4 separate regions of the Homo sapiens genome follow, and all the other regions are linked to region 2. Evidence: chromatin loops called from intact Hi-C (ENCODE). Cell type or tissue: heart left ventricle. All regions are shown on one strand.

Evidence for each region. Hi-C counts contacts between places; a loop is a spot of excess contacts. Peaks named below come from ENCODE experiments on the same cell type or tissue, not always from the same donor. Only the 100,000 strongest peaks of a DNase experiment are listed, where the experiment ranks them.
Region 1: it touches region 2 in a loop (7-fold over the local background); 32 of 110 quality-filtered maps call a loop at or near these places.
Region 3: a loop joins it to region 2, with 4 times the contacts of the local background. A loop is called at or near these places in 24 of 110 quality-filtered maps.
Region 4: a loop joins it to region 2, with 4 times the contacts of the local background. A loop is called at or near these places in 56 of 110 quality-filtered maps.

Annotation. Positions count from the first base shown.
Region 1 is chr1:210,195,918-210,203,917 of GRCh38, reverse strand. No RefSeq gene overlaps it. Among named protein-coding and RNA genes, the nearest start is that of SERTAD4, 33 kb to the left of the region's middle. In heart left ventricle, a CTCF peak has its summit at 3,625 (motif pointing left); no DNase peak of the experiment used is centred here; H3K27me3 peaks cover 397 bases.
Region 2 is chr1:210,308,086-210,316,085 of GRCh38, reverse strand. LOC124904502 (a long non-coding RNA gene) reads right to left here and starts at 4,865. Exons shown (of 2, transcript XR_007066865.1): 1 at 4,680-4,865; 2 at 3,872-4,168. RefSeq lists a silencer at 4,717-4,776 and an enhancer at 3,806-5,005. In heart left ventricle, a CTCF peak has its summit at 4,792 (motif pointing right); a DNase peak (open chromatin) is centred at 4,625; H3K4me3 peaks cover 1,487 bases; H3K27ac peaks cover 1,888 bases.
Region 3 is chr1:210,229,003-210,237,002 of GRCh38, reverse strand. SERTAD4 (SERTA domain containing 4) reads right to left here and starts at 4,207. Exons shown (of 4, transcript NM_019605.5): 1 at 3,992-4,207. It overlaps SERTAD4-AS1 (SERTAD4 antisense RNA 1), which reads left to right and starts at 3,118. Exons shown (of 2, transcript NR_024337.2): 1 at 3,118-3,368; 2 at 5,232-5,547. RefSeq lists an enhancer at 3,796-4,329. In heart left ventricle, no CTCF peak of the experiment used is centred here; DNase peaks (open chromatin) are centred at 2,762, 3,212, 3,702 and 4,442; H3K4me3 peaks cover 3,732 bases; H3K27ac peaks cover 3,990 bases.
Region 4 is chr1:209,856,807-209,864,806 of GRCh38, reverse strand. It overlaps UTP25 (UTP25 small subunit processome component), which reads right to left. Exons shown (of 12, transcript NM_014388.7): 12 at 7,242-8,000. Among named protein-coding and RNA genes, the nearest start is that of UTP25, 33 kb to the right of the region's middle. In heart left ventricle, a CTCF peak has its summit at 4,329 (motif pointing left); a DNase peak (open chromatin) is centred at 4,286; H3K27me3 peaks cover 3,790 bases.

The sequences.
Region 1 (8,000 bases), 110 kb after region 2:
CACTTATAAGATAATAACCTAAGCTAACCTAAAAATACGGGGAAAGTTTCTCTTCCTTTGGCTAATTATTAAGGATTCAATATGAGAAAAGGCAGCTCACCAAATTTAGCTTGTATAGAAGACTCTCAAAATTGTGGAGTATTCCTTTAGCACAAATCTAAATAAAGCTTTTCTGGTCATATTTATAGGCATGCTCACATTTTTACCTCGCTAATATAGCTGTTAAGAATATGATATCTTTTCAGTTTCCACATCAACTATGAGCATTTTTCATTTACGTTTTCTGGTGTGCATACAGTATAAATTCTGTTACATCACTTTACACCTTTTGTTGTTACTGACGGCAGCACTTGCAAATCATGTTTAATTTTGTTTGCCCAGAATAATGATGAAATGCTAAAAAATATATATTCTATTCACACTTCACACTCTTATAGTAACAGAAGAGTCTTAATGCACTTCTGTCCTCTGAGGTAGCTTGTGGTAAAACAGGAGAAACACTATGAATAATTAAAAATATGATATTTACTCCAGGAGAAAGATAAATCTTTGAAAAATCTCTGCCAGCAGAAAGCTTCACAATCAGGTACCATATCCTTATAAATAAATTGCCAGTCTTTTCAGGTGTCAAGGGATTTCACAGTCAGATATTAATGAGATAAAGATGCTCAACTTGATCATGAAGGGCGGGAAGAATGAGGACCAAGTTGCTTCTTGTTAATTCTTATCATTCTTCATTGTTAGCTAACAAGTAGGTAGCAGATGCCAGCACTGTGCCAAACCTATAGCTATAAAAGGGTAAGGCAGATCCTAGACTGAAGAGTTTATTCTGAAAGACTTGATTTCAAAATATTCAGACTTTAGGCAATTAACTCAGTTTTTCCTCATCATAGAGACAGATCTCTATGTCTTTTATGCAACTGGCCATTTGACCTATTTTTGTTTTTTATATTATTACAGAAAAACTCTATTCTCTAAGTGAGGAATTAAGGTCAATTGAAAGAAAAAAAAGAAGGGGTTTGTTAGTCAATCTGTGCAATCAATGGATATGGTGTTTGGCTGGGATTCAGTAGACCTGGGTTCCAGCTCCACTGTGACATTAACTAATGTGACTCTGGATAAGTCCACCTGCCTGGGGCCTCAGTTTTCTCATGTGCACAACGATGCATTTGAATTTGATAATCTCTAAAATCAACAATAGCTCTAAAACCATTGCTGATTCTTAATGCACCATCAATTTTTAAATTACTTGAAAACAATGTCTAAACCTATATTACATATAATTAAATCCTTGATAATTCAGAATGCATTTCAAAACACTGCATACTTTATAAAGTCATTACTGTGAACAGCCTAGCAAAGTTCTGCTTAAATAGAAGTTTCAGGCTAATGGAATCCTCATTAGATTCGCTTTTACAAGTGTTTTTCACAAATATAAAATTCTAATTGTAATGAAAAATTTACCTTCATTTTAACAAAATAAAACCCAATTCTGTAATTAAGCAGGAAAGAAAGAGATGTAACTCGCTTATACATGGGTTGAGTTGTTCACACAGAGCATTCTGGCATTGTCGACCAGCCCAAACTCTTTCACTAATATGAAATGCAGACTATCCACTGGAGTTTACAAAAAATTTCGACAAAAGAGGATATTTGAGTACAGAGGTGCAATCTCAGCTCACCGCAACCTCCGCCTCCTGGGTTCAAGCAATTCTTCTGCCTTAGACTCCTGAGTAGCTGGGACTACAGGGGTGCACAACCACGCCCTGCTGATTTTTGTATTTTTTTTTGTAGAGATGGATTTTTCCCTTGTTGCCCAGGCTGGTCTCAAACTCTTTGGCCTCCCAAAGTGCTGGGATTACAGGAGTGAGCTACCATGCCCAGCCTTCAGACTTTTAATATAGTCAATTGATTTAGAAGCCAACAAATTAATTTTTAAAAACAGTGAATACAGTTAACCATCTTTAACATGATTACGTGAATTGGAATTTGTGCTATTTGGATAAGGACCAAGTTTATATTTCCTTCCCTCATGTCTTCCTTCCTCTCAGCCTTCCTTCCCCCAAACATTTATTGAGTGGTTATTATACGAGACTCTGTAATCCCCTGATAGTAAAAAACATGCCAAACAAAATCCCTGCCATTAAGGAGGGTCACAATCTATGAGGCAAAACTTGATTAAAAATGGGCCAGGCTTAGTGGCTCACACCCGTAATCTCAGCACTTTCAGAGGCCAAAGGATCTCTTGAGGCCAGGAGTTTGTGACCAGCCTGGGCAACATAGGGAGACCCCATATCTACAAAAAATAAAAAAAATAATTAGCCAGGCATGGTGGTGCATGCCTGTAGTCTTAGCTATTTGACAGGCTGAGGTGAGAGGATCCCTTGAGCCTGGGAGGTCGAGGCTGCAGCGAGCTGTGAGTGTACCACTGCCCTCCGGGCTAAGCAGCAGAGCAAGACTTGTATCAAAAAAATAATGATAATGTGACAATTTAGTGATAAAGATGTATACAAATGTTACTAGAGGAGAATTTACTTATCTTGGCACTGTCTCACACACACGTACACATACACATACACACAGGTTTGTGTAAAATGACCATTCCATATCAAATTTCAAATAAAGCCTTTGAACCATTCTTAAGCATTTTGAAGCACTAGGTTTACATATAAATAGCATCATAACTCATTTGTTATTGAAAGCAGGTATGAAAATTTATATTTTTTAAAATCCCTGTGCTTTTATAGTTGCCATTAGTAGGAGAAATAGGAAAGAAGCAAAACCACATCTAAAAACTATTTTAGATGGAATGGTCATCTGGTTTTGGTGAAAATGAAGAGAGGAGGCTTTTTTCACATATCCTGGCTGGGGTACAAATTAGTGTAACCTTTCTGGAGGGCATTATAGCATAATTTGTCAGAAGGCGTAAAGATGTACATACTCAGATCTAGCAAATTTATGAAAAAACCGAGGAAGAAAGATTCAGCTTTGAGTGCATACACATTTAGGACTATTATGTCTTTTGGGTGAATTGACCCTTTTATCATTATGTAATGTCCTGATTTATTCCCAAGCACTGTGGACAGAGTAGTATTTTGAAAGTCAGTTAGTGGAGGAACACAAATAAATGAAACACCTGTGATAAGAAGTGGAAATCTAGAAAATATATTCATTAACAGTGGAAACAGTTTATTGGATTCTGCTTGAGCCTGAGCAGGTACATGTTAATGATTACATGTATTTGTAGAAATGGCATTCTATTGTTAATAGTCTGAGATGCATGACCTCTAATTAGGCATGAAACAAACAATAGTAAACTTTACACATTTTTCATAATCATATTAGGGGTTTATTGCCATATAAATCGCTTATGTAAAATCTATATGATTTATTACATAATCCCATTAGATACATTTTATTGCTTTCCTGTGGTTTTGTGCTTTGCCTTAATATTATGTTTGAGCACCCCTTGGAGTTTATATTAGAGCATTTAAAAATCATCAGTACTAAATAACCAAGCAGAACGCCTAGTACAAGAGAGAAACAAAGCTACATTGCCATCTTTAGATCAAATCTTCCTTACCTGATTATCTGGATATTCTGATGAGAATTAACTGAGCTCAAGGTTGTGCTGACACCTTGTGTCTAAATATATTTGAGAGAAATTTTGCAAAGTTGAAAGAATTCAAATATAAAACTGAATGTGTAGCTCTATCTACTTCACCATTCCTATGGTTTAAATTATTTTCTTGATTATGCTCGATCACCCATTTCACTTTCCATTTGCTACCATACTATGTGCTATTGTTTGGTGTTGCAATATAAAAAAAATTATGGTCGGTTGGGCGCAGTGGCTCACGCCTGTAATCCTAGCACTTTGGGAGGTCGAGGCAGGTGGATCACCTGAGGTCAGGAGTTCGAGACAAGCCTGGCCAACATGGTGAAACCCCGTCTCTACTAAAAATACAAAATTAGCTGAACATGGTGGTGGGCACCTGTAATCCCAGCCACTCGGGCAGCTGAGGCAGGAGAATCACTTGAACCCAGGAGGCAGAGGTTGCAGTGAGCCGAGATCGCGCCACTGCACTCCAACCTGGGAGACAGATTGAGACTCCATCTCAAAAAAAAAAAAAATTATGTTCCAAGTAATGTAATCATATTATAGCAGTAGATCTTTCTTTTTAAAATCAATATCCCATTGTCTTAGTAAGAAAATCTCTTTAAAACAAAAGGTGTTACTTTTTTGTTTGCGTTTTCTGTCTCTCTTTAATTCATTAACTATTTAGGAAATAACCATTTTAAATGTTTATCTGTTGGTTTAGAAACTCATTGAAAGTAGAAACCACATATTTTATTGTAATTATTTACAAAATTTAGCAAAGTTTTACATGTACATAGTTACTTTCGTAAAAAGGATTTTTTAAAAACCTAATATTTACTGAAAACTTACCATACGCCAGATGCTCATCCATGTATTTTACACACTTTATCCTTAGTAAACAAGATTAATAACACATAGAGCCTTCATGTGCAGGTTCCACTCATCAATCTTCCATCAGGTACCAGAACCTGTATGTACCTTTCTGCCACATTTTGAGCCAGCCCAGAAGGATCAAAGAGGTCTGACCCATCTCTGTTTGAGGTCTTTGACACCATCTAAATCTTTGATGAGGACTCTATTCTCTAAATATTCTTGAAAATTCTTAAGAGTATATATATATATCTGCAACTAGTACTTATCTGTATGTAGAGGGAGAATGACCGGGTCCTTCTGGAAGTTTCACTTTATACCTATTACCCACCTGATACCCTCTTCCAAGATCATTGGTTGTTGGCTGAATTCAGTAGAACCCTGTCAGTGTCTTTGTGTCACTGAATTCATTGATCACGTGGTCATCAATAGCTGATGTGAAGAAAGCTAGAATACTCTCTGTTTTGCTATTCTGAGACAGTTTCCTACAACGAAGTGGCTTGTGCTCTGAAGAATAAGTCTTTAATGGTACAGATCTTTCAGTTCATAATTACATAGATACATTTGCCCCAAGATGGGATCAAGCATCAAGGAAAATTGGTTTGGGATGAATTTCTTTGCCAGCTGTAGGAAACAATAGCCCTTCTGTTAAACTTTAGGTCTTGGTGCTGAGTCTGTCTTGTGGGTTCAAACAAAACTCTACTAGTCAAATGCAGAAAACAGAACCTGTTGTTGCTATTGAGTGCTTGAAAAAAACTCTAGGCTAGTTTAGGAATGACTACAAAATGCACCACAAACTTGCTGCCATTGGACCTCCAGCCTCTGCCATGGTCTAGAAATTGTAGAATCAGGAATCTTTTGTGCTACGTTTTTTGACTCTAGAATCACTCTGCATTGTGACAATCAAGAAGCTACCAGCCAAACTGCAATGCTGCCTGTATTAGTTTTCTGTTGCTATTTACTATGGTTTGAATGTTTTTAATCTCTTCAAAATTTATATATTGAAACTTTATCCTCAATGTGATGGTATGAGAAGGCTTCTGGGAGGTGATTAACTCATGAAGGCTCTCCCTGCATGAATGGGACTAGTGCCCTTATAAAAGAGACCCCAGAGAGCTAGTTGGCTCCTTCTACCATGTAAGGATGCAGTGAGAAGGTGCCATCCTTTAGGATTCAGGCCCTCACCAAATGTTCCCAGTACCTTGATTTGGATTTACCAGTCTCCAGAACTGTGAGAAATAAATTTCTGTTGTCTATAAGTTACCCAGGCTAAGATATTTTGTTATCGCAGCTTTAGCAGACTAAAACGCTATGTAACAAAGTATCACAAACTTAGTGGCTTAAAACAACACCCATTTGTCAAGTCAAGGCACAGCTCAACTGGGTTCTCTGGTCAGGGTCTCACCAGGCTGAAATCAAGGAGTCATCTGGGACAATAATCTCATCTGTGGCTCGAGGTCCTCTTCCAAGCTCCCTGGCTGTTGGCAGAGTTCAGCTCCTTGCAGTTGTAGGGTTGAGGCTCCTGCTTGATTGCTGGCTGTCAACCTGAGCTGTTCTCAGCTCTAGAGGCTCCCTGCCATTCCCTGCCACAACAAGGCAGTTTGTTCCTTCAAGGTCAGCAGGAGAGTGTCTCTCTGACTTCTTTTAGGGACTCACCTGATTATCATGTCAGGCTTACACAGGATAATATCCATAACTTAAAGGCAACTGAAGAAGGACTTCAATTACTTCTGCAACATGCTTCACAGCAGCACCTAGATTAGTGTCTTATTCAATAACTGGGATACGGTGTGTACACCAGGGAAAGGAGATCTTAGAGGTCATCTTAGAATTCTGCCCACCACTGCATAGCACTAAATAGTATACTGCTATTTCAGATGCAAACTGTAGAACCTCTGTCTCTCTCTGCAATGTTGTATACCAGAAAAGGAGATGCCCCATGCCTTGTCTCTCCACTTACTAAACTTGGTTCACACCTCTAAACCCAACTGCAAGAGAGTGGAGGAAATACAGCTTTTAGCTTTAGGTTAAAAGAACCTTTCTCACCTCTGCAGTAATAAAATTAAGTTGAAATTGATGTGGAGCAAACCAATTCTTGCTATCTACAATATCCTTTATGATCAATTAAAGATGGTTGCAAATTCTTTGCTACTTCTCTCATTAAGAGATGAAGTCTAATTTTACTCCCTTTGAATCTGGGCCGGCTATGGTAACTTGTCTGACAAACAGAATGTGGCAGAAGTGACAGTCTAGGACTTCTGAAGCTAAATCATAAGAAGTTTTGCAGCTTCTGCCCAGGCCCCTAGTTACACTCATTCTTGGAGCCCTGAGCTACCAATTTAAAGTCTGACTACCTTGAAGACCTGTTGCGGGAAGTCAGGGACCCTGAATGGAGGGACCAGCTGGAGCAGTAGCAGAGGAACATGAATTATGAAAATGTCATGGACATTTATCAGTTCCCAAATAATACTTATATAATTTCTTATGCTTGTCTTTACTTTAATCTCTTAATCCTGTTATCTTTGTAAGCTGAGAATGTATGTCACCTCAGGACCACTGTGATAATTGTGTTAATTGTACAAATTGATTGTAAAACGTGTGTTTGAACAATATGAAATCAGTGCACCTTGAAAAAGAACAGAATCTAACAGCGATTTTTAGGGAACAAGGGAAGACAACCATAAGGTCTGACGGCCTGCAGGGTCGGGCAAAAAGAGCCATATTTTTCTTCTTGCAGAGAGCCTATAAATGGACGTGCAAGTAGGAGAGATATTGCTAAATTCTTTTCCTAGCAAGGAATATTAATATTAATACCCTGGGAAAGGAATGCATTCCTGGGGGTAGGTCTATAAACGGCTGCTCTGGGAGTGTCTGTCTTACGCGGTTGAGATAAGGACTGAGATACACCCTGGTCTCCTGCAGTACCCTTAGGCTTATTAGGGTAGGGAAAAACTCCACCCTGGTACATTTGTGGTCAGACCGGTTGTCTGCTCTCAAACCCTGTTTTCTGTTGTTTAAGATGTTTATCATGACAAGAAGTGCGCAGCTGAACATAGACCCTTATCAGTAGTTCTGTTTTGCCTTTTGTCCTTTTCCCTCAGAAGCATGTGATCTTTGTTCTGCTTTTTGCCTTTGAAGCATGTGATCTTTGTACCTACTCCCTGTTTTACACCCCCTCCCCTTTTGAAACCCTTAATAAAACTGTGCTGGTCTGAGACTCAGGCAGGCATCACGGTCCTACTGATATGTGATGTCACCCCTGGCAGCCCAGCTGTAAAATTCCTCTCTTTGTACTCTTTATCTTTATTTCTCAGCCAGCCGACACTTATGGAAAATAGAAAGAACCTATGTTGAAATATTGGGGGCGGGTTCCCCCGATAAGGACCATACTATTAGAAACCTCAATATAGCTCATTTCCTGTTCTAGCACCCAGCCATTCAAGTCATAACAGTTGAGGCCCCAGACATTGCAGGGCAGAGGTGAACCGTCTCCATTGTGCAATGCCTGAATTCCAGATCCACGGATTTA
Region 2 (8,000 bases):
GCACAGTGAGAATTATCCTTGTATGTTCTGGACTGGAATAAACTTAGAAGCAGACAAGTACTCCTAGTGCATTAAATACAGTCTTGCCTGACTCTTGTTTTTGTATTGCTTATTTGGGAAATTTTTCTTATGCTGCATTCAAGTTTTTTGTTTTTTGGTTTTGAGATGAGGTCTCACTCTGTCGCCCAGGCTGGAGTGCAGTAGCACCATCATACCTCACCGCAGCCTTAACCTCCCAGGTTCAAGCACTCCTCCTACCTCAACCACCTGAGTAGCTGGGACCACAGACACATGCCACCAAGCCTGGCTAACCTTGTTTAATTTTTTTAGAGACAGGGTCTCACTATGTTGCCCAGGCTGGTGTCAAACTCCTTGGCTCAAGCAATCCGCCTGACTTAGCCTCCCACAGTACTGGGATTACAGATGTGAGTCGCCACACCCGGCTGCATTCAAGTATTAATAAGGCAATATTAACTTTATGTTTTTAGTTTTTATATTTAATAAGAGCAAGTGTTCTACAAAACTTTGATTCTATTGTGTGGCGGCAGAAGGGAGAAGGAATATACTACATTGCTGTGCAAGACACATTTCTTACTAGGAAGTGTGACATAAAAGAAAGCTGAAAACCTCCAGTCAGTGTCTGCACTCCCCAGAAACCAGCCCCTATAGAGTGTAAATTTCAGAAGGGGAAGAATTTGATCTGTCTTGTTCATCACCTGATCTCCAGTAGCACCTAGAAATGTGCCTAGTACATCTTCAATAAATATTAATATTTGCTGGATAAAGAAGGAACTCACCAAATCAAAGGAGAAAATTCAAGTTTATAGTTATGTTTTGTTTGCATTCTTGAGACACTTTCTCCCTTTTATAGATGTGGGTTTTAGAAAAGATAAAGGGAAGTTACCGTGGTCATTTCCTATGAGGATCTGCAGGTTGCTAATAAGAAGGAAGGACTCCTAATCCCTTCTGGTTGGAAGAAGATGATCTTGAGTTTTAGGCCGTAGAAAGCCCTAGATGGAGAAAGGCTAAGAGCAGCAGGAGGGATGGGTGCAGTTCAAGCTGCAGGCCTGTGCAGCAAGACCATCACTTTTCCAACTTAGTGGAAAGCAGCTTTGCCTTTGAAAGGTTGCTGGACTCTTTCTGAGCTGAGAGAGATGGTCTAGTTTTCATCCCTAATTTTATAGAGGTAGGGCTAGAACAAAAACTAACAGACATGAGAAATGGTCTCTGAATGTAAAGGGCAGAGAAACAGTCAAATTTAGGTTAGCCTTAACTTCCTTTTTATAAAATGGGGATACTATTTGTACCATATCATAGGGATGGTATAAGGATTAACTGAAATAATAAACATGAAATGCTAAGCATCATGCCTGGCCCATAATACATACTGAATCATAATTAGTTACTATTACTATTACCAACAGAATATGTAATGCTTGGTTTTTTATTTTTTATTTATTTATTTATTTATTTATTTATTTATTTTTTTGAGACTAAGTCTTGCTCTGTTGCCCAGGCTGGAGTGCACTGGTGCAATCTCAGTTCACTGCAACCTCCACCTCCCGGGTTCAAGTGATTCTCATGCCTCGGCCTCCCAAGTAGCCAGGATTACAGGTATCTCCTACCATGCCCGGCTAATTTTTGTATTTTTAGTAGAAATGGGGTTTCACTATGCTGGCCAGGTTGGTCTCCAACTCCTGACTTCAAATGATCCACCTACCTCGGCCTCCCAAAGTGCTGGGATTACAGGTGTATTTGGGAATGTTAACTGAGGTTTTTTTCCCTTGTGCTTCTTTATAACCATTACTCTTTTCTTTATCATTCTGTCATATTCCATACACATTGTTCTCAGACAGAAAGTAGATAAAGCTGAGAAGAAAAAATCTGTTGAATGTCTGAATGGATTTATTTTAAACCCATAGTAGAGACAACAGCTTGAGAGGCAGGACTTTCTTTGATTCTGAAAGCTGTGCATTTTGAGAAAGAGCAAAACAAGTGTGTAGCTGCTTCCTAAGTTTTGGTATGGAGCCCAGAGCCCACCCTCTGAACCAAGTAAACCCACTATCAAGGCAATATTTTTTAAACTGTGGGCTGAGACCTCTTGCATCATAAAATTGGTTTATCGGGATAAAACCAGCATTAAAAGAAAGAGAATACAATGGACTAGGAAATCCCAGAGTTTGTTGCCAGGTAATGGCAATGTTGTTTGGTGAAGTTGTTGTTTCATGTGTGATGTGTACGTGTGCTCAGCCGTGATGTAAAATGCATTTTCTATTATAGTCATAGTCAAAGAAATTCGTACATCACCAGAGACTCTCCATAGCAGAGGACACATGTGTCTCTCCTCTCAGAATGTACCAGGGAGAATCATAGTTCCTGGGAGAATTTCCACAACCAGAATGGCATCAGAAGAACAGAGCAACCATGATCCAGGGTGGCCACACAGAAACCCCTTGCATCTTGGCGAGGCTGGGGAAAAATCTGAAAAGTTTCTATGGCCACCAAAAGGGACGCAGAAGAGGCCCTGGACAAGCCAAAAGGATCCAAAGGAGCTGCAGTCTGGACTATAAGGATGTAGGCAAAGGGAGGTGACAGTGGAAACTTGGCCATCAGAAACTAGTGCTGGCTCAGGACAATGAGACCAAGTTGCAAGAGTTACCAATCAGTGGAAACTGTTGTAGACAGAATGTCATGATGGGCCAGACGCTGCTTTTCTCCCCACACCAACATGATGCATGAACCCTGCCCCACAGACACATGCCCCCTGCAGCTGCAGAGACTGAAAAAATGTCGGGGAATAAGGGGAGGGAACTTCTGATTCGCTATTCAAAGACTATGTTTCAATTCTGTTTTAAAACAGAATGGGGCTGGGTGTGGTGGCTCACACCTTTAACCCCAGCACTTTGGGAGGCTGAGGTGAGTGGATTGCTAGAGTCCAGGACTTCAAGACCAGCCTGGGCAACATGCCGAAACCCTGTCTCTACTAAAAATACAAAAATTTAGCCAGGTTTTGTGGTGTGCGCCTGTAGTCTCAGCTACTCGGGAGGCTTAGGAGGGATAATTGTTTGAGCCCAGGAGGCAGAGGTTACAGTGAGCTGAGATCAAGCCACTGTACTCTAGCATGGGTGACAGAGCAAGAGCCTGTCTCAAAAAAAAAAAAAAATCAGAATGGGTCTGATGGTACATTTCAAAAACAAGTTAGATGAAAATAAAAATTTAAAATCAAAATAAAAACAGAATGGGCACCAGGTGCGGTGGCTCACACCTGCAGTCCCCAGCACTTGGGAGGCTGAGGTGGGAGGATTGCTTGAGCCGAGGAGTTTGAGAGCAGTCTGGGAAACAAAGGGAGACTCCTGTCTCTACAAAAAAAATTTAAAAATTATCCAAGTGTGGTGGCATACATCTGTAATCCCAACTACTCGGGAGGCTGAGGCAGGAGGATCCTTTGTGCCCAGGAGGCTACAGTGAGCTATGATCGTGCCACTGCACTCCCGCCTGGGTGACAGAGCAAGATTCCATCTCTGTAAAACAAAAGATAAAAAACAGAAAGGGCTGGATTTATCTTGAATTAGAAAGACCACAGACATTGGAGGTTGAGTTAATGATTTGAGGTCAGTTCTAGGAAAATTAAGTTACATCTTCGAACACCAGGAGCTGTGACTGTATAAAATATCAAAACTGACATGTTATTATTAATGAAGCCTTTGGATTTGGCAACTAGAAAGTCGTGAGCAACCTCCAAAAGTGCAATTTCCGTCATGGTTAGGACAGAAGCCAGATGGGAATGGGGTCAGAACAGAGTGGTCAGAATAAACTGCTCTTTGGAGACACCCGTGAGGAGTGTGGGTGTGGGTGAGTATGGATCGCAGGCTTGAGGGAAAGTTCCGTTTATTTTAAATGGAGAAACCTAATAATTTATAGGCAGACGTTGTAGGCAGATGAGAAAGGCTTACACAGAACTGTCCGTGGGTAAAGGAAGGAGCCAGTGGACATCGGATACATTACTACTCGGATGAAAACTGGTCAAATCCTCAAAGGCAAGGTGCTCGCGGGATGGTAGCAGTCACGGTGGTACTGCAGGGTGGTGTATGGAATGAGAAGAAAGGTGTGTGTCTGATCGTGCTGGTCTTTGACTTCCATCTCTTTCTTGGGCTCAGCACCCCGGGACCTGTGAAGGTTGAAGACCCCGTGGAAAGGTTCCAGAGTCCTTAGGAGCTCCTAGGAGCCTCGTTCAATGTTATGGCTCTTCATTTAAACCCCATTGCCCAGTGGCTGTTGAGTTCTGCCTGCCCCTGTTCTCTGATCACTGCTTGGCTGACCCTTTTCTGTTCTGATCACAACAGTTTATCGTTCTCAAGGGACAATTCTGTAAAGGAACTCGAATGGAGGGTTCAAAACTGAGGCAAGGCATGTTTATGAAACAAGTCTCTCAAAGCCTGACGTTTCCCACGGAACAAGGGCTGTCTGTCCCACCCTGGCACTCATTCCTATCCCCCCGCCCCCGCCCTCCGTGTCAAAGGCTTCTCGGAGAAGGAGACCATGACATCACTTCCTTCGGGTGGTGCAGGGTCGTCTGGCCTCACGCCCACTGCCTTTGGCCGCTGACCCCCGAGGAAGTGAGGCAGCGGCCGGAGCCGGGCACGCCCTGAGCTCGCTCTCCTGTTTTCCCTCTGGCTCACCTCTGGGGGCGGTCCCAGATGCCTTGAGAAGTGGGTTGTCTTCAAAGTATCTCAGTGCCTCCCAGTGCCCTCTGATATTTCCTTTAGAAGTCATGGGGAACTGCAGGGGTGAAGAGACACCACTAGGTGGCTGCACAAGACCTTGTTTGTTTCCATAGGTGCCAGGCTGGCGGCAAAGAGAGATGAGACCCCCCGCCCCCCGCCACTGTGTGTGTGTGTGTGTGTGTGTGTGTGTGTGTGTGTGTGTTCGTGCGCGCGCACGTGGCGGGGGGGGGGGGGGGGGGGGAGGTGCCCAGTGGGGAGAATGGGGAGGCAGAGACAGAAGTTTAAGAAAACCCAATGTTAAAAAAGCCTAAATTTACAAAGCAGGTAAGTTGAAGGGCTATCCTTAATGCCCACAGTGGAAGGAGTGCAGAGCTCCTCCTTATAGGAGAATTCTCTTGATATTTTTAGTCCTTTTTAGTTCATCAGTTATTTAGCAGAGAAACTGAAGTGTTAGCCTACTAACGTTTCTGGCTACTGAAAATGAATCAGAAATGAGAAGGTTGCATGAGATCTGAATTCTTCTAAGAATCAGATTTCTTTGCATCTGATTTGCATTCATTTTCATTCATAATCAGAAATTTGACGAGTTCCTACTACCTGCCACACCCTGGGCTAGGTGCTGAGGAGAGAGCTGTGAACAACACTCTGTACCCTCATGGAACCTAAGTAGAAAAATGCATATACACTGTACATAGAAAAAAAAGGGTACAGTTTCTCCAGCTCTGTCATTCTACGATTCCATGACTATACCCTTCCTTTGCACAGCCCTCACATGAAGCATGGGATAGTAAGACTCAGTTAATCCACCAAAATTAGATGCCACACAGATTTTCTGGAGTAGAGTTGCAGTGTGATTTCCAGCATGTGGTCATTTTACCATCAAAAGTTCCATAAGAAGTGATGCCATGGAATTTCCAAGTCTCTCTTCTTTATCTGTTTATTACCTACTTAGGTCATCTGCCAGTGCCAGGACAATCATCTGAGACAGGGGCCGCTCCTGCGGCAGAAAAAGCGGTGGGCAGGCTGAAGACCACAGGCTGAAATACGCAATTGGAAAATAAGAAAGAAAAGTGATCACAAGTCCTGGACACCAAGAAGATTGTGGAAAAACTCATAATATAAAGGTGTGGCATTTCTAAGCACTGCCAAATTTATTTCTCCAGCCAAGTCAAACATGACACAATGGAAGCCAGCTCCCAGATGCCCCACATGAGAAAGCATAGATTATAGATTCAGTGTGGAAATCACATTTGGGTTTGGGAGGTGGCTGGCTTGATCTGCAAGAGGGTGGGGTATGACTTGCACCCATGTGTGCACATAAGCACATGTGAGAACTAGGAGAATGGGTGTTCATGTGGAATCATGGAACACCAGAGCTGGAACATACTTTCAAACTAATTTAATCCATCCTCTCATTTTATAAATGCAGAAACCAGGCCTGCAAAGGAGAAGGTCTTGCCCAGTATCCCAGAGTCACCATTGACAGAACTAAGACTATATAACTCAATATCTTGATCCCCAGTTCATAATTCCAGTCATTTTATCTCTTCTTAAAGGATCATAGACATGTTTGTTGCCTTTTTCACTTGGATTTACTTGACTTACCTTTACATGTTATGGTGGTTGAATGGTGCCACCATCCCTTTCCCAAAAAAGATACAGAATCTGTGAATATGTCCTTACTTTTAAATTTATTTTTAAATGTTATTTATTTACTTATTTGTTTGAGACAGGGTCTCACTCTATCACCCAGGCTGGAGTGCAGTGGCACAATCATGGCTCACTGCAGCCTCAACCTCCTAGGCTCAGGTGATTCTCCCACCACAGCCTCCTGGGTAGCTGGGACTATAGGTGCACGCCACCACACCTGGCTAATTTTTTGTATTTTTTGTAGAGATGGGGTTTCACCATGTTGCCCAGGCTGGTCTCGAATCCCCTTATTTTTAAAAAGGATCTCTGCAGAGGTAATTAATTAAGGATATTGAGATGAGATTATGTTTTATTAGGATCAGCCTATATCCAATGGCAAGTGTCTTGAGAAGAGAAGAAGAGGAGTGAAAAGGAGAGGAAAGGAAAGGAGAGGAAGGGAGGGGAGAAGAGGAGAGGGGAGGGAAAGGGAGGGGAGAAGAGGGGAGGAAGAAGACACATGGAGAAGAAGACAATGTGAAGACAGAGATTGGGGTGATATATCTACAAACCAAGGAACCCCAAGGATTTCCTGCAGCCACTAGAAGCCAGGAGAGAAGCACGGAACAGCTTTCCCCTCAGTGCCTCCAGAAAGAACAAACTCTGCTAGCACCTTGATTTTGGACGTGTGACTCCAGAACTGTGAGAGAATAAATTTCTGTTGTTTTAAGCTACCAAGTTTTTGGTACTTTGTTACTGCAGCTGTAGGAAACCAATACATTTATATGTCTCAGTTCCTTCAACTGCCTTTGTTCTATTCTTTTGTTACCTTGAAGACGGAAGCATTCTTTGAGCATAGTAGCACATCATGGTTATGAGATGCTGTTGCTATTGGCAGGCGAAAGATTGCTTAGAGATGGTCCTCTTGGAAAAATCTAAACATGTTGTACTCTAAGTGCCACTAACTAAAACCAGCCTTGAGAAGTTCTCAAGACGGGCCTTCCAAATGCCCTAAAGCTGTCTTCATATGACCAAAAGGAGAGCCAATGGGAAAAGAACACAACAGTTTTTCCCCATCCTAGATGTTGAGTGTGGTCATGACTGGCTTTTATTAGAATCGTGTTCTCTCTGGTAATATGAGAGGCTGTTATCAGTATGATTATTTATTTATCATCTAGGTTTTTTTGGTTTTTTGTTTGTTTGTTTGTTTTTTGAGACAAGGTCTCGTTCTGTTGCCCAGGCTGGATTATAGTGGCGCAATCTCGGCTAGCAGAAGCCTTGACCTCTTGGGCTCAAGTAATTCATCCACCTTAGCCTCCTGAGTAGCTGATACTACAGGTGCATGCCATACCTGGCTAATTTTATCATTTTTATAGAGACAGGGTTTGTCCCCAGGTTGCCCAGGCTAGTCTCAAACTCCGGGGTTCAAGCAATCCACCCACCTTGGCCTCCCAAAGTGCTGGGATTACAGGCATTAGCCACCATGCCCAGCCCACCTAGGTCTTTAAATGACTTTGGATGGTGCAGGGGAGTGGGGAGTCACACCTTAAATGAATTTAAAATAGAATTGGAATTATAAGTAATATTATAAGGCAAATCTGTTGCATAATGCATTGTCTTCAAGCATATTTTTCCTTTTCATGTGGTTGT
Region 3 (8,000 bases), 79 kb after region 2:
TGAGGCTTCCTGGGCCCCTCGATAGCTCAGGCAGTGAGGCCGCTTTCATGGGGGCTCTGTGTCTTCACTTGGCCCTTTGCAGGTCTCGAGGTAGGGTCAAGAGTAAGTTCAAGGGAGAGGAGAGTCTGATATGAAGGTAAAAAGACCTAGCAGCCATAGACCAGTGGTGACAGTAGCGCAACCTCAGTGCCTCCTTAACTGCCAATCCCTTTAGGAGACTCAAGCCCCCACTATCTCATTCTGTGGTTTCAAGAACTGTCACACAAGTGACGTCAGGCTTTCTGAAGATTGATTGTCTTTCAAACATAAACTAAGGGCCCAGTTCTTGCTTTCTTTTCCAAATTATACAGCTTGTAATGTTTCTGGGAAAGAGTGAATCTACCATTGTCTCGTGGGAGACTATTATTACCTACATGCTATAACAAGGGTCCACTTCCAAGGAAAAAGAGGAAAAACACCAGGGTAAGGCGAAATAGCATCATTAAAGTGACAATGTCCTTCTGGCTAAAAGAGCAGCTCTTGGCAGCAATGACTCTACCTTTCACCCAGTCTTCTCTCTGAGGTCTCAAATTCTGTCCCAACCACACTGAATAATGAAGCAAGATCTTTTGACAGACAGGGAAGGTGTACAGGTCAGTGGAGAGAATTAGGACTCAGCTGGTTTGGGCTGCTACAACACCTCCCCGTTCTCTTTTAAGATGCCCTCCAAAGAGACATCAGTACGGACTTATTAGTAAACCTTAAAACAAGTGGGCAAAAGAAAGGTTCGATTAAATCTTTACAAAGAAACGATGGGACATGTCATTTATTTTTCTCTTTGAGTCATCAACAAAGAAATTTAGCCTACATTGATTTAACAAATTAAGTCCTTCTGTCTATCATTTCTCAAACTCCTCATCCAAGTAGGGTATCAAACTTCATGATGATTTATTCCCTGGAAGACTCTCATGAAATTGTCCAGTTTCTTCACCTATTCTAAGAGACAATCATATCAGGAAATACTATTGCCAAGAGCACATGAATTACAGCTTTTCAACAGTCAGCAGCCCTTTCTTATTGAGAGAATCAACATTTTCTAGTTTGAAGTTTACACTCACTTTTGTGTTAGATCATGGGAATAAGATGCAAGCCTTTTGCCTATGCAGACTTTTATTTCATGTAAACAAAAGCAGGTTGTCAAACTCATGCCCCTTAAGAAAGAAAAACATTTGCAGGCTCCTGGCAGCAATTACTTTTGTTTAACAGGACATTATATGGGCCCTGTGCTGTTTTATGTTTGTCAGAGTTTGTTTATATTTTAATAACTTTTTGGTAGTACCTTTTTTGGTTGTGAGGAATTTCAGCGTTTCTATTTGTTAGCATTATTTCCAGCATATCCTATTATGCACGTGAACTTGAAACATGGCATAACAGTATTTATCTTGGCTATTATTTTGTTCACAATATCTAATTTTACTAAGTTTTTCTTTTTTAAATTGAGAACTGTTACACACAAAACCCTAAACTAGAGAGGCTGAGTTCTGCAAGTGATTTATGTAAATCTGAATAAAACATGAATGAGTTGGGATTATTTGGGAGCGGGGAGGAGATTTTGCAATTGAGTCTTCCTAGTCTATTTAAAACTTACACTGGATGTTAACAAATTAAGAAGGCAAGTTGAATGTTCACGAAAAATTGGACAGGGCAGCGTTAAGCACAAATGCTTAACGTGAATCTTTCTTCGTATTATATGTAGAGATCTAAACTGTCATAATTCTCTGTCTGATAAGATTTATAATTCTGCTACTGACGTCAGCAATTCAAGTCCACAAATTCGTGTTCTATTAATATTAAATAAAGAAAAGGATATACATTATGGCAAAATTTATTTTCTAAGATCAGAGGTGATGGATTCAACAGGAGGGTGTTAGAGTGTGTTTTGTCTATGCATGGGTTTAAAAGATAAGAAAAAAAAAAGCCCTAACCCTTCATCCTCAGGCTCCTGAATGTCTGTTTTGACACCCAGGTGGATGTAGTGGAATGACACTTCCAGCATCCCCAGAAGACTGAGGGCTAGAATGCCAAGCTTTTCCAGCAAATGTTCGTAGTAAAGTTACCAGGCATTTCTATACAATTTGTTTTTTTCCAGATGAGTTGGGCTTGTTCTTTCCTAGAAGCAATTATGATGCTAATAGGAGTGGCTGGCACACAAAACAGGGTAGCTATGAATTCAGCGGCACCTTGAATCTAACAAGGGGCTCCAGGTCATTCTTTGCTCACTTCTTCTTCCATCTGTCATTGAAAATTGGAGAGCATTTGATTAAGATCATTATAGCAGTTAGCAGTCTGATTCCAGCACTGGAAAGCAGGGAAGTAAAGGGCTATTTCCACCCCCGATCGATGCTGCCAGTTTTAAATGGCATCAAGCCCCTGACCTCCACATTGTCCCAAAATGATCTCAATAGCTTGTCCGGCTCCTGGTGGTGGTAGTGGAAGGGACTGGATGGGCGGAACAAAATTCTTCAACCCTTCTAAACAAACAGATGTCGCTTTTCTGCCGTTCCTGCAGTACACCTGTCTGCCCTGGGAAGTACATTTCTCAGCTGCAGCCCCGCGAGGCCAAGAGCTTGAAGCTGGGTCCTGTGGTTGGGGCTGCAGGTGCTGGGCCTAAAGAGCACGAAGGGGTGCTCCGATGCCCGAGCCCTGGTGCCCAAGGTGTGTGTGTGTGTGGCGGTTGCGGGGGTGGGGTCCGAGGTTTGGAGGGCCGACCTCTTGAAGGCGGGCGGCAGCCACCAACCACATCCTGGCTCCCGCACAGACACACCCCCGGGGTGTCGGTGCCGCAGCCCTCAGCCCCTCCCCGGGTAGCCAGCAGCGCCCGGTCGGCCGCTGGCCGCAGGAGAAAGTAAACAACACCCCAAGTGTCCGGGAACAAAGGCAAGTTGTCTTTCTACGGTGCCGCAGCCGTGTGCCTCTTCTGAAGAATAAGAGCTATTATTATTCTTTATGTCTTATCCTTTTTTTTTTTTAAAAAAAAAACCAAGTTTCCTTCTAAGGGAAATAAACACCAAAGGTAGGATTCCAAGGAAATGACTCACAGCGGCTGGCAGGGCTCTGGCGGGGCTGGCCCGGGCCCCCGCGCTCCAGCCCGCAGCAGATGTCGGCCCGGCCTTCCCTCCCTCCCTTGCCGGCCAAACCCGCTGGAAGCCCGCGGTTGCGGGAGCGCCCTGCGCCCGTGGGACCTGGCGGCGAGGACGCCTATTCCCTGCTTCTGCGACCACAGCTGGGCACTCGGAAAGTTGCTAGGGCCGAAGAGGCGGGAGGGGAGGAAGGGAAGCGAGAGGCGGAGGCGTGGACCAGGCGGGCAGCAGCCTCAGCCCGCCGAGGAGGTGAGCTGAGGACAGAGGAGCCGCCGCCGCCCGCAGCGCAGCTCTGCTGCCTGGGAGGAGGGTGCGGGGGCGGAGGTGGCGGGGGACAGAAGGTGTCAGCTACTGCATCAATTCCTTTTTCTTGCAAACGCGCGCTCCTGACATCCACAATCCCTCTCTCCCCACCTGCCAAGCGCCGCGGCATCCGGACCTGGGGGCACCCCTCCTACTTAACCCCTTCCCCTACGATGAGGGACTAAGCGGCCACGGAGGACCATGAGGTCTCACCAGAGCTTCTGACCCCACCCGCCCCTGGAGTTGTCTCGGTGCGCGCGGGTGGCAGCCCGAGCAGCCCTAGAGGAGGCGGCGGTTCCCGCCCTGGTGAAGGCGCCGCGGCGCACGCTAGCCCAGGGAAAAGCCCGCGCCGCCTCCGCGCCCAGCTGTGCCTTGGCCCCCACGCCGCCCCGACTCCGCTCCGGCCGCTGCGAGTCCACTCGGTGACCTCGGCACAGCCCTGGTGCCAAGAGGGCGCGCGGGAGGCCGCGTGGGTGCCCGTCTGCGAGGGCAGGAGCCCCGGGGGGCCCTCGCCCTCCACCCTGCCCGGCCCTCCCGCCCCCGCGGCCCGCGCCCAGCCCGGCTCTTACCGCGGGGTCAGCGGGGAGGCGGCGGCCGCAGCGCTTGAGCTGCTGCTGGTCCGCTCTGGGCTCGGCGCCAGCCCGGCCGCCGGTGCACACTCGCGGGTCCCGGCCCGGCCGCCCGCTCGGCGGTGACTGCGGGTGCGCGGCGGGCAAGGGTCCCGGCAGGTCCCGCCGCCGCGACTGGGGCGCTGCGCCGCCGTCGCTGCAGACGGTTATGGTAATGAGCGGCTCTGTCTAGCGAGGAGCGTGTGAAACCCGTCAATCCTGTTTGCCATTTCCCCGTGGATTTCCGAGGAGAGGTTCTGCAGGATGCCCCCAGGGTGAGAGAGGGAACATGACAAGCGCGCCCGCTCTCCCTCCCTCCCTCTGCTCAGGCCGCCGCCGCCGCTCCTCAGGCTGCACACGGGGCGCCTTTCCCGCACCCCCACCCCAGCCCGCCCCCTGCCTCCTTCCCTGCTTCCCGCCCTCCCTCCTCCTTTTCCTCCCCTCCCCTCCCGGTGCCCGGGGACACGCGGGCCCAGCTCCAGCCCGCAGCCCAGACCCCACGCGCTCTCGGGCTCCCGCCCTAGCCCTGGGGGCTTGGCTCCAGCCGAATAATGTATTCACTCTGGAACCTTCCGAGATATCTTGTCTTTTTAAATTTGGTTTAGTTTTGTTGTTGTTGTGTGTGCGTGTGATTAAAAAAAAAATCTGTGCCTTTCCCACCCTTTGCAAAAGACTTTCTTCTCCTTTGCCACAGCAAACGGAGATGAGAAACAGATGTCTTTGCAGGACCAAACAGTTATTCTCCCTCGCCGCCCGCCCCCGCCCGTTTCCCTCCTGAGCTGCGTACGTATTAAAAAAAAAAAAAAAAGCAACCTTGGTCCTGCTGCAACTTGAATTGGCAACCCTTTCTGGGTGGGGAGCCTCCAGGGAAAACCTCCAGGAAATAAAAAGTAATACAAGAGATTGTCCTTGCTCAAGAGAATGTAATTTAAGCCTTGGAATCAGAATATTTTGCAAATAGTAATTTTCTCCTATAGTGGCCTCAGAGTTTATTTTTTAAAATCATTAATTCATAACTTCTGTCTAGGGACCCCTCCATAGTCGAGATGGGTCATTTCAGGTGTAATGAAGGCAGAGGCTTGGAAGGCATAGACCTAATAAAATCGGGAGAAGGCACCTGCACAAAAGTGTTACAAAGACTATAATGTTTGTTTACTGCCACTATACCAGATGTGCTAAATATAACACTTCTTTAAAACAGTGATCCTCCGACTGTGAAAAACCAGACCTCTGGCTGCCTGGCTCCCTAGGAATCAAGAAGACGCACAGACTGAAAATCAAGGGAGGAAGGAACAAGATCAAGGATGAGGATTAGCATCTGCAAATTGAACTCTATCTAATTTGCATGTTTATTTCTTAGAATTGTAATTAAATTTGTGTAATAAATGTTTTCCATTTCATTTGTACACTTAAAACTTGGGTGACTGACATGCAGTTAAGTGAATTTCCTTTTTTTAAAAGCAAATGTAGATTATTCAATAAAGCAGCAAACCAATATTAAACATAATTAGAACTAATTTGTTTTGAAGGTGTTTTTGTTGAACTTTGTACATTAAAGACTCTCAGAGGTTTTAAGGGTATTAGGAAGCTGAGAGATGGCAATTATGCTTAAAACAGATGAACCCAACAGCCTACCAAGAGCATTATTTCATTTTTTCCAAAAGACATTCCAGGGTTGCATGCCTAAAATTGGGAATTGGGCATCCATCTTGGCTTTATTCTGAACCATATTAAATTGCATTGGCTCATGCATGATGTGGGCCATTATGATGATAATTTAAGAATTGTAAAGATGCCATTTTGTGCAGTCAATGGAAGTTGCATGTCCAGGTTAAGAGTAGAGTATAATTTTCATCTGGGTGGGAGAGGAGGGTTAGGAAAGGCACAAGGGCATTTAAAGCAGTGCAAGTACGTAGAAATCCAAATTTCCAAATAATCTAAAACTGGTTATTGTCAAACTCAAAAGAACTAAATGTGAGGGTTTGGAGGCATGGCTTATTATGGTTTTTATCTCCCTATATTAAAGTTTTATGGCATTTAAAGGACTATGGGTAAATCCCCATGTACACTTGGCTGTGTGAAAATACATAAAATCAAAAGGAGCAAATTAAGCATAAAATTGAGAAATAACATGAGACTAAGTTATCAGCATGGGTGCACTGGCATCTTTGGAGCTTTGGCTCGGAGAAATGAGCCTTCTGGGAAACTGGCATTGCCCTTGGGTGGAGAAGACTCTTGGCTTTAATGTTACAACAAAATGGTATCACAAGTATCAAATCATTGTACTTCACAGCATCCTTGCAGTTCTGAGTATGAACTAGACCCTGTCCTCATCAGATACATTAGGTTAGCATGTTTTACTGACAGCTTTCCCTGCCCTACCTTTAATCCTAAGCTTAATGTTTTTTGAGATTCAATACCCAACTGTTGACAACATGAACCTGTGTCTACAAGTACAAGAGGCAGACAAATGTCTATGGAATGAGAAACCTCATTACAAATTTAAGGTGACTATGTGGTAGCTATGGCATGAAAAAAGAACCAACTATAAATCAATAATGAAAAATTTGGAATGAGTAATTGTTATTTATAATGAGGTACAATATTTAATTGACAACTATGATGTCATCATTTTGGGGTGTGTGTGTGTGTGTATGTGTGTGTGTGTGTGAGAAGCTCCAAATAGAAGTTTGATTATAAAACTTATAATACTTTGAGCTGCAAATTTACTGAAGGCAGTGGTTGTTTTCCTTTGTTTAACAAAGAGACTTTCAGACTTAAAATTGCTGAAACCCATTTCACAAAACCTTTTTGTCATTTGTCTGATAGGGGGATTTCACAAGTAAAATTTGACTTATTCAGATTGTTGTGGACACAATACCCACTTGGATTAATTGAAAGTTAAAATTACTGGCTTAAAAAAATAGACCATTTTTGGCTGGGTACGGTGGCTCACGCCTATAATCCCAGCACTTTGGGAGGCCAAGGCGGGTGGATCACCTGAGGTCAGGAGTTTGAGACCAGCCTGACCAACACGGCGAAACCCCGCCTCTACTAAAAATACAAAAAATTAGCTGAGCATGGTGGCAGGCGCCTGTAATCCAGCTACTCAGGAGGCTGAGGCAGGAGAATAGCTTGAACCCAGGAGGCAGAGGTTGCAGTGAGCCAAGATCGCACCACTGCACTCCAGCCTGGGTGCAACAGAGCAAGAATCCATCAAAAAAACAAACAGCAACAATAAAAAAAAAAAAAACATTTTTTTAATGGCAAAAAGAAGCATCTGCACCCAATTCCTCTTCTATTCTCAAACCTTTTCCACTGAGGCTTTCTTATCCGATCACTCCATTGAAACTGTTCTGGTCAATGTCACCACTGACCTCCACGTTGTTAAATCCAAAGGCCATTTTGCATCTAACTTGACCCTTAAGCAGCATTTGACCCAGTTGCCCACTCCCTCCTCCTTTAAACGCCTTTATCTTGGCTCCTGGGACAACACATCCACCTGATTTGCCTCCTGCCTCACTGGTTGTTCCTCTCAGTCTCCTTTGCTGGTTCCCCCTCTTATCTAGGACCTCTGGATGTTGGGTTGCCTCAAGCTCAGTCCTTGCACCTTGTCTCTTCTCTACAGTCACTCTCTTGTGGATCTCATCTAGTCTCTTCCCTTCAAAACTCTCTATATTCTGATGACTCCCAAATTCATATCTGTAGCCAAGACTCTCTTCTGACTTCCAGACTCTGTGTAGATGCCTAATGGGTATCACAAGCTTTACAGACCCAAAACTCAACCCCTATTATCTCTGCTTTCCCAACCTATGCCACCTTTAATAGTCTCCTTCAATAAACAACAGTATTTTTCTACTTGCTCTGACAAAACTCCTTAGAGTCATCATTGATTTTTTTTACTTCATCTCCTTTATCTAATATATCAGAAAGTCCTTGAGAGGCTACCTTTAAATTTTTTCTTGACTCG
Region 4 (8,000 bases), 450 kb after region 2:
ATTTTTGTATTTTTAGTAGAGATGGGGTTTCACCATGTTGGCCAGGCTGGCCTCGAATTCCTGACCTCAGGTGATCCACCCACCTCGGCCTCCCAAAGTGCTGGGATTACAGGCATGAGTCACCATGCCTGGCCTCATTTATTTCTTTAAAACAGCTGTAATCTGCTCCAAACCTCATCCCTCCTGATTGACCAGAAAGTCAATTTCAGTCATACTTGAGGCTCCCCATTTCAGATTTGTGCAAAAATCCTGGAGGTCTTATAGAGGCTACAGCATTTAGGGAAGGCCTTCTGACCTGGCCTTCAGTTTCTCTGGTCTCTTTTTGTTACAGTAGGTAGCAAAAAGCAGGTAGCTCATGTCTGCTAGTCAGACATGAGCAAGGCAGGATAGGCACCCCTCCACCCCCACCCCCACCACCCACACACACACCAGGAATGTTAGGCAATGATCAGGTGATGGTCAGGTGACTGTTAAACTGTCTTGTTAAAATAATAATTGGTTTCAGCCAGAGCCAGGGGAAGGCTTTCTCCCAATAAACAGAAACACCTGAAACTGGTGATCAGCAGCTTCCTGATCCCAGGAGCTGGGTAAGTGGGCTCAAGTATGCACATTACAAGGCAAAATGGCAAAGCTTAACTGGTATATGACCTTTAGAGACATTTGACTGGCAAGGGAAGAATGTCTCAAGTGAACATGTGTACAATTCCAGTAAACACACTGTGCGTGCTCCCCGCCCCAGCACTAGCAGGCCACTGTGCATGTGGACAGCCCACCCCAAGGGAAGAATCAGGGGATAAGGGACACAAAGCCCCAGAAGTATGCCAGCGTCTAAAACCCCAAGTCAAAAGGTCAAAACTGCACACTTGATCTCTCAAGTCACCTTCTTGGCCCTCTTCCAAGCGTACTTTCCTTCCTTTCATTCCTGCTGTAAAGCTTTTTAATAAACTTTCACTCCTGCTCTAAAACTTGGCTTGGTCTCCTTTTCTGCTTTATGCCCCTCAGCTGAATTCTTTCTTCTGAGGAGGCAAGAATTGAGGTTGCTGCAGACCATTATGGATTCGCTGCCATTAACCTGTTTATCTGTTTATTTTCCAAACTTCTATGAGTGCTTAAAGGGAGCAATGTCATGGCTTTTGTGCCATGCTTGGACAGGAAGGTCTTTGCAATACCCTTCCCTCCTGTTCTAGGAGAAGCCTCAAAACTCTTTTCCTTTGGCTGCTTCTGTCTCCCCCTCCTCCACCCTAGCTTCAATGTCCTCTAATTACATGACACGCCAACAAAGTTCTCTTGGCCTGGAAAATGCTGTTCACCCTTCTCCCAAAGCTCCCCAAGGCAAAGAACACAAGACCTGGTTAACTTTTTGGTAGCAATTTGCAGAAACATTTAGAGCAATAAAAATGGAGCCAAAATTAGTATCTTCACAAGTCACCCTGCTTTGTTTTGATGGAGTGTAGGGAAGCCACTACACTCTCCAAGCCAGATTGCTATCGTGGAACAGCTGGAATTCTGTCACAGATGGGGCAAGAAGAACTCAGCTGGCATTTCCTCTGAGTTCAGGTTCCTGTGGGGAACAAACACAGCTCTACAGATGATGGCTGCTGGCTTCGATTCCTTTCCGTGCCCAAGACTCTCAAGCAGCTTTTTTCGACCCGGGAGTTAAGTCAGTACAGCCAGATTTAGCTTTCTCCGCAGGTTTCATAACAGATAGAACAAAACCGGGATATCTCCCTGCCCACCCACAGGGGATGGGAAGAACTCTGTGACAGGTGTTCCACAGCCATTCGCCTCCTGTTGACACCTCCTCACCCTGTGGCTGGAGGTGGAAAGGGAAACAAAAAACGTGAATTCCAGGGTGCAGGGCAGCCACTTTCTGAGAAATGATTAGGACCCCAGAGAGGAGGAGTGCTCAGACTCTGAGCATCTCATTAAAAAGGATCAGTCTGCTACTGTGGTGCTGGAGCTGGGGTGATGCGGGTGGCTGACGGCTCACTGCGGGCAGTGAGGGGCGGGTGACCATACTCAGACTCTGCATGTCCTTCATATGCAAAATGCCTTCATTTAAGTGGCTCCCAGAAATCCAGCCTTTTGCAGGAAGGCTTCTAAAGCCTTTTAGGAAAAAAACAAACAAAAGAACTAGTATCCCTCCTGCTAGATTTAGATTTTCCCGCCTATCAGTCTTCATCCCTGCCTCTATGACAGACAGGCACACACACCACACACAGTCATGAGCACATGGGTGTGTGCACACACAAACACATACACATCCCAGGGGAATGGTTCATTTTGTTTGGAAGTTTGTTCCTTTGTCCCCATCTGGAGGTACCAGGATGCCTGTCCCCTTTCTCCTCACTCTCGGATTTGCCACTCGCAAACCAAGGTATCAGGTAGTTCTTTGGGGTTACAGTGTCAGTTTTCCTCTTCAGTATATTCGTGGAGCTTTGCTTGAGGGTGGGACAAAGGTGTGCAGAATGAAACAATGAGTAAGATATGAGTGAATGTCCTCAGCCTCGCAGGTGGATTTAGACAACCAGTGGGAAAGTCTAGAGGAGGGCACGATTAAAGTTCATAGCGAGCTGTGATGATTTCACAGAGATTATCATTTGAAGGGGGCCTTGAGAGAGGAGAAGTTCAGCAGGGGAGGAGTAGTGATTGGGCATTCTGGACAAAGGAAACAGGATGGTCAAAGATCTCTATTACCTGACCCTGTTTTATTCTCTTCCAACATTTAGCACCATCTGAAATTGTACTTTTATCTAGCCTCTAATTCTTTCTTTTCTGTCTACACTATGCACTCTAACTCTATGAGTGCAGGAAATATGTGTGCCTCATTCATTGCTGTGTCCTAAGTGCCTAAAATAATTTCTAGCACATCGTGGGTGCTCAGTACATATTCACAGAATGGATAAATCAATGCTCAGACCAAGGAAAAGGGAGAGAAGGAGACTCTTTTTCTTTTCTAATGTATGTGGTTTCATTTCATCCTTACAATACCACTCAAGAAAGACATAATCATCTCTACCTTACAAATAAGGAAACTGAGGTAAGCAAAGGTAACTTACTGGGAGTAAAAGGTAAAGCTGAGATTAAAAGCCTAGTTTATCAGTTTGTAAAGTGTAGATTATGCCATGAAGACTAATGAAGGTCTGAACTAAGCAAAGCTGTGGGAAGGAAGTTAGAGAGGTGAGCTCACGTTTGAGGCAGTGGGTTGATAAAACTGACAAGACTCGGACACAGATGGAAAGGGAGAAATTCCCTTGCAGACTCATCTCCATCTGAGTGGCTGGTCCTGACCTCCCTCTCCACTGGATTCAATCACATGGGGATTCAGAAAAAAACATGTGGCATTGGCCACTAGCCAGTTGTTTAACTTTGGGAGACCTGCCCAATTTCTCTAAGCATGTTTTTCCCCTGCTATATGGTGATAAGCAATCAGCTGGCTTTTAAGGGTTGTTGTGAGATGACTGATGTACATCAAGCACCCACAACAGTGCCTGGCCCACAGTAGGTGTTCCATAAATATTAATTCACCTATCTTTCCCCATGATTTCCTGATGTCTTTTGGCATGGGAAGTACTGTTCCCAAGAGGAGGACCAAAGGGCAAGTGTGAGGACATCCACCCTGGCCTAGGTACGGGAGTGGATAGTCTCAAGAAGGAAGGAAGTGACAACCTAGGCCTGGGGGCAGTGGATGGAAAAGAAGTTAGGGAAGTACCCAGTAGAGAAAATCTCCCCGTCTCTGAGAAAAACTCTAACCCCTCTGGAAAAAGGTTAGACAAGAAACCACAATTCTAAAGGGATTATGGTCAATCTCTTCTCTGCAGAAAGGTGTAGCCAGAGTGTGGTGATGGGGAGCCAGGGGGCTGTTGGGCTTGGGCCTCATATATGTAAATTTGGTTGTGAATTGGGTTATGAATAACCAAATGAAGCTACTCACAGTTATTATCATTTAGAGTTTGTTAAGTTAGTTTTTAAGAAATTAGTTGTGAGTTTAAATATGCCATAGAACCTATTGGAGATTTTCCATTTCTTAAAAGGTAATGTTCACTATTCCATAAAATTATTTCCTGAAATAAATACACGATTATGAAATCATTTTAATGTGTTAACTTATAAACAAATTCTATCACAGTTGTTTGTAACTCTTTGAATTTCTTAATTTCCTATGTATTTAAATTGTTAAATAAAATAAAATAAAAAAAAGAGGCCTAGGTCTCTGTCTTCTCCAGCTCTGAGAGCTGCCAGGCACAAGCCCCACAGCCCAAGGCCGGCACCCGAGGGGAGGTGCAGATCTCCTTACTGTACTTGTTTACAGCGCCACCTGGTGTTCCTAACGCATAAGCGCCCTCACCCCTAAGAGTTGGAATTTGCTAAGTAAAAAAGATCCCTACAGCTGTTTTTCTGAACCATTCTCTCTCAAAATCTCTTTTCTTTCCTTTGAAGAGTATGAGGCATATAAGTAAGAATAATACAAAATAACAGTTAATTTTCTAAAATTTTACTAATCTTTGTAACGTGGAAAAGAAGGTCTGGTCTTGTTCTAAGTGCCCTGCATGGATTAAGTAACTTAGTTATTGTAACTCTGAAGACAGGTATTATGATGACCATCCCCATTTTACAGATAGCAACTGAGGTACAGAGAGTTTAAGGAATTTGCCAAAAGTTACGCAGCTAGAAAATATTAAAGCAAAGATTTGAACCTAGGCAGCTTGGCTTCAGTACTCACGCATTCTTATGCTGCTTCTCTGTGCATGCGTGTGTTTCAAGAAAAAAAAATTAATTTTTATTTGTACTGACACTAAGAATTTAATCTCTCTGGGCAAACCTCAATGGACCAAGGATAAACGGGGCAGCAAAGGAGTGAAAAATATGCCTTAAATGATCCTGACATATGAGACGTTATGCTTTTCAGGTTGCTTGAATTCTCCTTCAGAATGTCACTTGGTGGTGGCCGCGCGCGGTGGCTCACGCCTGTAAGTAATCGCAGCACTTTGGGAGGCCGAGGCGGGAGGATCACGAGGTCAGGAGATTGAGACCATCCTGGCTAACACGGTGAAACCCCGTCTCTACTAAAAATACAAAAAAAAAAAAATTAGCCGGGCGTGGTGGCGGGCGCCTGTAGTCCCAGCTACTCGGGAGGCCAAGGCAGGAGAATGGCCTGAACCTGGGAGGCAGAGCTTGCAGTGAGCCGAGATCGCACCACTGCACTCCAACCTGGGCGACAGAGACTTGGCATCCAGAAGGATGGCACACAAACAACTCAATTAATGTTTATAACAACCCTCCCCAAGAAAATATTATCATCTCCCTTAGTCCTTTTTTTTTTTTTTTTTTTTTTTGAGACACAGTCTTCCTCTGTTGCTCAGGCTGGAGTGCAGTGGCATGGTCTTCTTGGCTCACTGCAACCTCTGCCTCCCGGGTTCAAAAGATTCTTGTGCTTCAACCAACCAAGAAGCTGGAATTACAGGCGCCCACCACCACACCCAGCTAATTTCAGTATTTTTAGTAGAGATGGGGTTTTGCCATGTTGGCCAGGCTGGTCTTGAACTCCTGACCTCAAGGAATCCACCCACCTCAGCCTCCAAAGTCCTGGGTGAGAGGTGAGAGCGTGCTGGCAGCCCTCGCAGCCCTTACTCACTCTGGGCGCCTCCTCGGCCTTGGCGCCCACTCTGGCCGCGCTTGAGGAGCCCTTCAGCCCACCGCTGCACTGTGGGAGCTCCTTTCTGGGCTGGCTGAGGCCGGAGCTGGCTCGCTCAGCTTGCCGGGAGGTGTGGAGGGAGCGGCGCGGGCGGGAACCGGGGCTGCGTGCCGCACTTGCGGGCCAGCGCGAGTTCCGGGTGGGCGTGGGCTCAGCTGGCCCCGCACTTGCAGCGGCCGGCTGGCGCCGCCGCCCCGGGCAGTGAGGGGCTTAGCACCCAGGCCAGGAGCTGCGGAGGGTGCCCTGGGTCCCCCAGCAGTGCCGGCCCGCTGGCGCTGCGCTCAAATTCTTGGGCCTCAGCTGCCTCCTCGCGGGGCAGGACTCGGAACTTACAGCTGGCCATGCCTGAGCCGCCTCCCCCACCCCCGCCGTGGGCTCCTGCGCTGCCCAAGCCTCCCCGAGGAGCTCCGGCCCCTGCTCCAGGGCGCCTGGTCCCATCTACTGCCCAAGGGCTGAGGAGTGCAGGCACACGCTGCAGGACTGGCAGGCAGCTCCACCTGCGGCCCCGCTGCGGTATCCACTAGGTGAAGCCAGCTGGGCTCCTGAGTCTAGTGGGGAACTTGGAGAACCTTTATGTCTAGCTAAGGGATTGTAAATACACCAATCAGCACTCTGTATCTAGCTCAAGGTTTGTGAACACACCAATCAGCACCCTGTGTCTACCTCAGGGTTTGTGGATGCACTAATGGGCACTCTGTATCTAGCTAATCTGATGGGGACTTGGAGACTCTTTATGTCTAGCTAAGGGATTGTGAATACACCAATCAGCACTCCGTATCTAGCTAATCTAGTGGGGACTTGGAGAACTTCTGTGTCTAGCTTAGGGATTGTAAACGCACCAATCAACACCCTGTCAAAACGGACCAATCAGCTCTTTGTAAAACAGACCAATCGGCTCTCTGTAAAATGGACCAATCAGCAGGATGTGGGTGGGGCCAGATAAGAGAATAAAAGCAGGCTGCTGGAGCCAGCAGTGGCATCTCCTCGTACTCTGTCCTGGTGTGGAATCTTTGTTCTTCACTTCTTTGGGTGCATGCTGCTTTTGTGAGCTGTAACACCGCGAAGGTCTGCAGCTTCACTCTTGAAGCCAGTGAGACCAGGAACCCACCAGAAGGAAGAAAGTCCAAACGCATCCGAACTTCAGAAGGAACAGACTCTAGACACGCAGCCTTTAAGACCTGTGACACTCACGGCGAGGGTCCGCGGCTTTATTCTTGAAGTTAGTGAGACCAAGAACCTACCAATTCCGGACACACTGGATTTACAGGTGTGAGCCATCCCTTAGTCCTTTTAAGAGTTCAACAATTAGGATTGCTTCATTAAAAAGGGTAATAATAACTACTATTTATTGAGTGCTTTTATTGTTTTGTTTTTAGAGAAGTAATTATCTAGTAAAAACAGTGTAGGTTTTCAGGATTGTGCTGCCTGTGTGGAAATCGGGAAAAATAAGGATGCTTACCTTAAACGGGTGTGAGGGATTAACTGATGTAATACATGCAAAGAGCTTGGAAGAGTTGCTGGCGCTTAATCAGTACTCCAAAAAATGTTACCTTCAAAACCACCTTTTAATGCAAAAGCATATATATACATACACACACATTGTTGGTTATTATTCATGCAGAAAACAATCTGGGAGGAAACATAAGACATTAATAATGATCACCAAATAGATGTAGTTTGATTTTTGTTTTTCACTATTTCACTTGTATTTGTGGAATGGGCATGGGTTGCTTTTTTAATAAGATTAAAAGAATAACTTTTCAGGAAAAAAAAAAGTTTAAGGAAGTAAGGATGATTGGCCTGGAGAAGCAAGTTTCATAGGAGACATGGTAGATGTATTCCAATAGTTGAGCCTTAAGTGGGGAAAAAAAAAATTTGTACCGTACAGCTTCAGAAACAGGACTGATGGATAAAAGTTTCACAGTGTTTCTAACAATCAGAGATGATTAGAAAAGCCACAATGAGCACCCCATCCTTGAAGGAATTCAAGCAGAAGCTGGAGGCCACCTCTTAGGGATGACCTATAGGTAATTCACGGATCAAGTGGCAGATTAGATCACAAGACCTGTAAGTTTCTATCGAATTGGGGATTCTGACTTATTTCCTATTTGACCTAATTTAGCTTTGACATACACTAGAAGAGATGAGAAACAGGTGGTCATCAGCCTTCAGAGAGCTGAAGTCTGTTCTCTTGCTAATTATTTTTCTGCAACGATCACTGTTTCTATAAATCTTATGAGAAGACACTTGTGTTCCCTCGTTCTATGGATCCAGTGTGGAATGGACACGTCAGAACTGCTAGCAG